Regions from separate parts of the Homo sapiens genome. Here region 1 is linked to region 2. A link is a contact called in ENCODE Hi-C or POLR2A ChIA-PET data. All regions are on one chromosome and are shown on one strand. Each heading gives the region's core, a stretch centred on a gene start or an enhancer-like site at or near the end of the contact. The rest is flanking DNA. Distances are from core to core; before and after follow the strand shown.

The links. Hi-C counts contacts between places; a loop is a spot of excess contacts on that map. ChIA-PET counts read pairs that join two places held with the same protein, here RNA polymerase II (POLR2A). Pooled maps may share reads with other maps.
Region 1: a pooled map shows a loop between it and region 2 (2.4-fold over the local background). The contact joins the promoter of OR2H2 here to the promoter of OR2B3 in region 2. A Hi-C loop is called at or near these places in 4 of 168 maps with a recorded cell type or tissue (HepG2, MCF 10A, endothelial cell of umbilical vein and 1 more), 13 of 37 single-sample maps with no recorded cell type and 11 of 50 pooled maps. POLR2A ChIA-PET finds 5 or more read pairs at or near these places in 1 of 52 experiments (WTC11).

What each region holds. Positions count from the first base shown.
Region 1 is chr6:29,583,542-29,586,379 of GRCh38, reverse strand. It overlaps OR2H2 (olfactory receptor family 2 subfamily H member 2), which reads right to left and starts at 1,259. Exons shown (of 2, transcript NM_007160.4): 1 at 1,030-1,259.
Region 2 is chr6:29,085,572-29,088,779 of GRCh38, reverse strand. It overlaps OR2B3 (olfactory receptor family 2 subfamily B member 3), which reads left to right and starts at 1,467. Exons shown (of 1, transcript NM_001005226.2): 1 at 1,467-2,572. The coding sequence starts at 1,532. The coding sequence ends at 2,473.

The DNA.
Region 1 (2,838 bases), core at 10-2,509, 500 kb before region 2:
AGCGGGGATTACAGGCACTCAAGACCATGCCTAGCTAATTTTTGTATTTTTAGTAGAGACGGGGTTTCGCCATGTTGGCCAGGCTGGTCTCAGACTCCTGACCTCAGGTGATCTGCCTGCCTCGGCCTCCCAAAGTGCTGGGATTACAGGCATGAGTCACTGTGCCTGGCCTCTAAATTTTTAATTATGCCTTCGCTTTCATTTTTTGAGATGTATTTAACGTACCATAAAATTCGCCCTTTTGAAGTGTGTAATTTAGTGGTTTAAAGTATATTCACAAGTTGTGCAACCAACACCATTTACTTCCAGAATATTTCATTACTCCCAAAAGAAACCTCATGCTCATTGGCTGCCGCCCCCTCCTTTGTTTTCTTTGTAATATAAAATTCTTTGCATGTAACCTTAAACAATAGCCAATTGTTTCTTATTTATCCATCATGTGTCATCCTAATTAATTTTCTACATTTCTAACTTTGTCATTATCTTGGCATTTCATTCCTTTCCTTTCTCTGCTATATCGCTGAATCTCTTTAGATTACACCTTTCTTAGTGACTGTTTCCCTTTCCCTCTTTGTTCTCTGTCTTTTCCACTCTCATTATTTTTCTCCTACTCCTTTTCCTTCTGAAATATTCATGCATTGGTCTACGCATTTATTCATTTCTTGAGCCCCAAAGTGCCAGCATTGTGTTAGGAGCTGGGGAAGGAGTTGGGAGGTCCTTTGAAAGGGGTTTATGATAGTCTAGTGACCATGAGCTACCCTTGCTGTTAGTAGCTACCATCAAAGCATGGTGATAAACAACTCCCTGAACATCTGGTTCTCACAGTGACCCTACAAAGAGATAAAATTATCCCAATTTTACCAAAAAGTGAACAGTCACAGACGGGACAAGAGACTTGTAGAAGGTTACCTAGTCAATAAGTGCTAGGACTAGGATTTTAGAGTAAGTTTAACTCCAAATCTGGTCCTCCAGTGTTGAGGATAGGCGGAAACTGATATCTCACAGCCAAAGAGCAAAGGTTCTGCTTACCTTCAATCAAATAAAAATCTCTTCTGGTACCAGCAATTCCCCATGACAGAGCTCTTAACTGGTGCCCAGCCTCCACTTGTACATCAGGAAGAAACAAAAAAATAAAAAGGAATGGGCATCCTTGAATGGGCAACTGCATCTCTGGTCACAATAGGGATTGCTAATGCTGACCATCTGGCACTTTTCTAAGCACACATGTGTGTGATGAGCTGGAGCTGGCTCAGATTATCTCTTGATTAGTAAATTTTTAGGAATTTTGTGAGACAGTTATTAAACCATCAGTGGCTTGAGACAGCCATGGCAGGAATATTTACACTATGAAAATTGGCAAACACTACAAATTAGGGCTCTCCCCATCTGCCACCAACCAAGTTGTTTATTAAACATTTACTCTACACTGCTGATTATCCTTCACAACTCTACATATTATTCTCTTCCTTCCAATATGAAGAAGTTGAAACAAAGAAATATAAATAACTTTCCCAAGGCAGTATAGTTAGTAAGCACCAGAGCTGATGTTTGAACCCAAATCTGCTAACTGTAGAGGGTTTGCACCAACCAAAGCCCACCAAATCTCTGCAGGGAGGATGAAGCCAAGGTCAGAACTTTGCCATTGAGTTCTTTGCCATCGAGTTCTTTGCCATCGAGTTCTTTGCCATTGAGTTCTTTGCCAACAATTTTCCCCCTCAGTCTAGGCAGAGGTGTGCCTCTGTTTTAGTGGCATTGGAGGTAGAAATGTTGACATGGTATGGTGGTAGAGGGATCCCACGGAGGGAAAGAGCTCATTAATTCTGCTGAGACTCTAGGGTCCATAGCCCACAGACAATTCATTAGCCACAAATTATGGTAAAAGGGGCAGGGGAATATCTATAGGAAATATGCCAACAATAGTCATCACTGTGGTAGGTAAAAGAGGTCACTCATTGCTTCTTTCTGTCAACAGGAAGAAAAAGGACAGTGTCTCTACTCCCACCTCCAGTGAGTCCCGGGCATCCTGATAGTCCTCTCAGGCTTATGATTCATCTATTCAGGACCTCAGTTTTTAAAGTTCTCAGCTTCCTCCTTTTCTATTTAGTTATTCTGAGATGGAGCACACTGTAGTAACAGAGAATTATAAAGCTCTGGGTTTGGAGAGTACTTAGAACATTTAGCCAATCTTCATATAACTGAATCGTTATGCTTCTCTTCCATTAGAAAGGGAGCCTATGAGATCAGCTAATAAATGGCATGTACTAGGTCCATGGATCTACCCAGTAGTCATTTCTGCAGTCTCTAAATCTGTAACTGGAATGCACATGCTTGGCCATTGGCAGAATCCCCACATAGTTCTTTAGTCTGTGGAGTACGAGCTACAGATTGAAGTGGAAGCCCTGAATCTACACCTCTTACCGCAAAGACAGTGAATCAAGAACAATATCACAATTCAAGGGAAATGGCTGATTGAGGCCACCTTTAAAGGGTGCGGGGGTTTGTTTCTATCATATTTCACATTTAATTCACCAGTCTGGTCACTACAAATATCAGATGCAACTTGAAAGATGACCAGACTAGCACAAACTCAACCAAGAAATAGCTGTAATTACAGCTGTTGTGCCTGATTAGCACGGTTTCAGGTCCATGTTATATGGCTATTAATCTGGTGAATAATGTGTTCTTTTCTTTTCTTTTTGAGATGGAATCTCACTGTTGCCCAGGCTGGAGTGCAATGGCATGATCTTGGCTCACTGCAACCTCCCCCTCCCGGGTTCGAGCGATTCTCCTGCCTCAGCCTCCTGAGTAGCTGGGACTACAGGCAAATGCCACCACGCC
Region 2 (3,208 bases), core at 218-2,717:
TAAAAAATTGTATTAATGAGTAAAAATTGTATATATTTATAGTGTACAACATGATGTTTTGATATATGTGTACATTATAAAGTGGCTAAATCAAGTTATCTAATGTATGTATTACCTTACATATTTATCATTTTGTAAATTTACATGGACATTCAAAAAAGCCTAATCTCATATTCTCTTCTATTTTTCAACCAAAGGTGTATTACTGTTATTTGCCAAAAAATAATGTGTATCTATAGCTAAAAAAAATCATATATAATGGAAGAAGTTAAAAATCTCAAGGTCATCTCTGTTCATTTTCATTTATTCATTCCATTATCAAATTATACTTTATATATCAGTGTTTTTACTCTGGAAAAGTTATCTTATTCTGTGGTAAATTGTGTCAATACTTATTTTCTCTTCTCTCTTCAGTCTATCTTTCTATTTTTATGCTTGCAAATTCAAATGGTGTAAACCACCTCGATGACATTTCATTTAAACATGCAAAGTAGACTGAAGAAACTTAGGTGCACTTAGGTAATATAACTAAATAACTGATGACTTTTACAGACTGAAGAAAATCAACTTGAATATATGACTTTTGGTTTGTTTCTATTTTAATTTATGACCACTTTTGTGCTGTATGCAGTCATTCTTATTGTACTATCTGTGTATTTAGGGGGAAATACGGTATAAAAGAAAGAATGATCTTTAAATCCTAGGTGTTAGTCTTGACCTCACCAATAATGAGTGTGCAAATTATTTATTCTTACTGAATCACAGAAGCAATAAAATGCAAACCATGACTGTGAGGGGTTTGATGAGAATTACAAAGAATGTATTTCACACACTGAGCAGTTTCTGGCACATGTTAAGTAAAGCAACAATTATGTTATCAGTTTTGCTATTTTAATTAAGGTATTTGCAGATGGGGAGATGACATCTGTGGTCATTACTATATATCACAAGTAGCCATAATTTTATTACTAATACCCACGGTAGTTCTTTGTGGAAATGGACCTACATGCATGGCATTTAGGAGACAGACACAACTCAAAAAAACACGTAAAGATGTTACTAAAAGAAGCAAAATTTCTTTAGATCAATTGCAGATTTAGATTCAACTCTTATACCCTCTATATTACTCAGCATTTTCAGGCCAAATTTAAAATAATTGGAGTAAAAGTAATATTTCTTTCTAAACTGTTTATTAAGATAGGTTAGGAGGTAAGAAGAGGAGAGAACATAAAATGCATTGAGAACTCACAATTTTCCATGTGTTATGCATATGTTACATACTTTATGTCATTTAAATGTAATGATTTTCTTTAAAGTAATTTAAACACTACTGAAAACACAGGAACTACTTTTAAGCTTAAACATAACCATATTATACTTTACAAGGGCTTTATCCACTTGACTGTAAATTGTATTTGATGCTGAGCTATTCATTAAATTTAATTCAGCTCCAGTAAGAGTATTCAATAAACAAACATTGATTGCTTTCCTATCTTACATTTTTTTAGGAGTGCGAAATAAGTGAGTCATCATGAATTGGGAAAATGAGAGCTCCCCAAAAGAGTTTATACTACTTGGCTTCTCAGATAGGGCTTGGCTACAAATGCCCCTTTTTGTGGTCCTGTTAATATCATACACAATCACCATATTTGGCAATGTGTCCATCATGATGGTGTGCATTCTGGATCCCAAACTTCATACTCCCATGTATTTCTTTCTCACTAATCTCTCCATCTTAGATCTCTGCTATACCACAACTACAGTCCCTCATATGTTGGTAAATATTGGTTGCAACAAAAAGACCATCAGCTATGCTGGCTGTGTGGCCCACCTCATCATCTTCCTGGCCCTAGGTGCTACAGAGTGTCTCCTTCTGGCTGTTATGTCCTTTGACAGATATGTGGCTGTTTGCAGACCCCTCCACTATGTAGTCATCATGAATTATTGGTTCTGCCTAAGGATGGCAGCCTTCTCATGGCTCATTGGTTTCGGCAACTCAGTGCTGCAGTCTTCCTTGACTCTTAACATGCCACGCTGTGGTCACCAGGAAGTGGACCACTTTTTCTGTGAGGTGCCTGCACTTCTCAAGTTGTCATGTGCTGACACAAAGCCTATTGAGGCTGAGCTCTTCTTCTTTAGTGTACTAATTCTTCTAATTCCAGTGACATTGATCCTCATCTCCTATGGCTTCATAGCTCAAGCAGTATTAAAAATCAGGTCAGCAGAAGGACGGCAAAAAGCATTTGGGACATGTGGGTCCCACATGATTGTGGTGTCCCTCTTTTATGGAACAGCCATTTATATGTATCTTCAACCACCTTCATCCACCTCTAAGGACTGGGGAAAGATGGTTTCCCTCTTCTATGGAATCATCACATCCATGTTGAACTCCCTCATCTACAGCCTTAGAAATAAAGATATGAAGGAGGCCTTCAAGAGGCTGATGCCAAGAATCTTTTTCTGTAAGAAATAAGAAGTACTCCATTGTGATGAGAATCTTCTTAGTCTTTCCTTATCTTCAATGATGGTAATGACCTTTGAACTCATTTTCCTATTTTCCAGGCTCTGGTGATTTCACTAAATTCTGTCAACAATTAGAAAATCCTTCCTCTGTTGGCTGGGCGCGGTGGTTCACGCCTGTAATCCCAGTACTTTGTGGGGGCCAAGGTGGGCAGATCACATGAGGTCAGGAGTTCGAGACCAGCCTGGCCAACATGGCGAAACCCCATCTCTACTAAAAGTACAAAAAAATTAGCAGGGCATGGTGGTACACGCCTGTAATCCCAGATACTCAGGAGGCTGGGGCAAGAGAATCGCTTGAACCCAGGAGTCAGAAGTTGCAGTTAGCCCAGATCGCGCCACTCACTCCAGCGTGGGTGACAGAGTAGGAATCTGTCTCAGGAAAAAAAAAAAAAAAAAAAAAAAAAAAGGAAAGAAAGAAAAGTCTTCTTCTGTTTAGGAAGCAATGCTGAACCCATATGACATGTCTTCAAAGTTAGAAACTCCTTTCTTTTCAGAAGTTCCCCCAATGTACTCTGTTCCTTGAGACAAGTCATGTCAATTTCCTATCAACTTCAGGGTAGTCAGGAGACTTTGATGGATTGCCTTCCACTTGTATACTATTATTCTATAACCATCCTGTCTACGCCTTTAGTTAGGGATTTTAATATCCTTATAATTAAATTACCAGTTATTCCAAGCCAAAAAT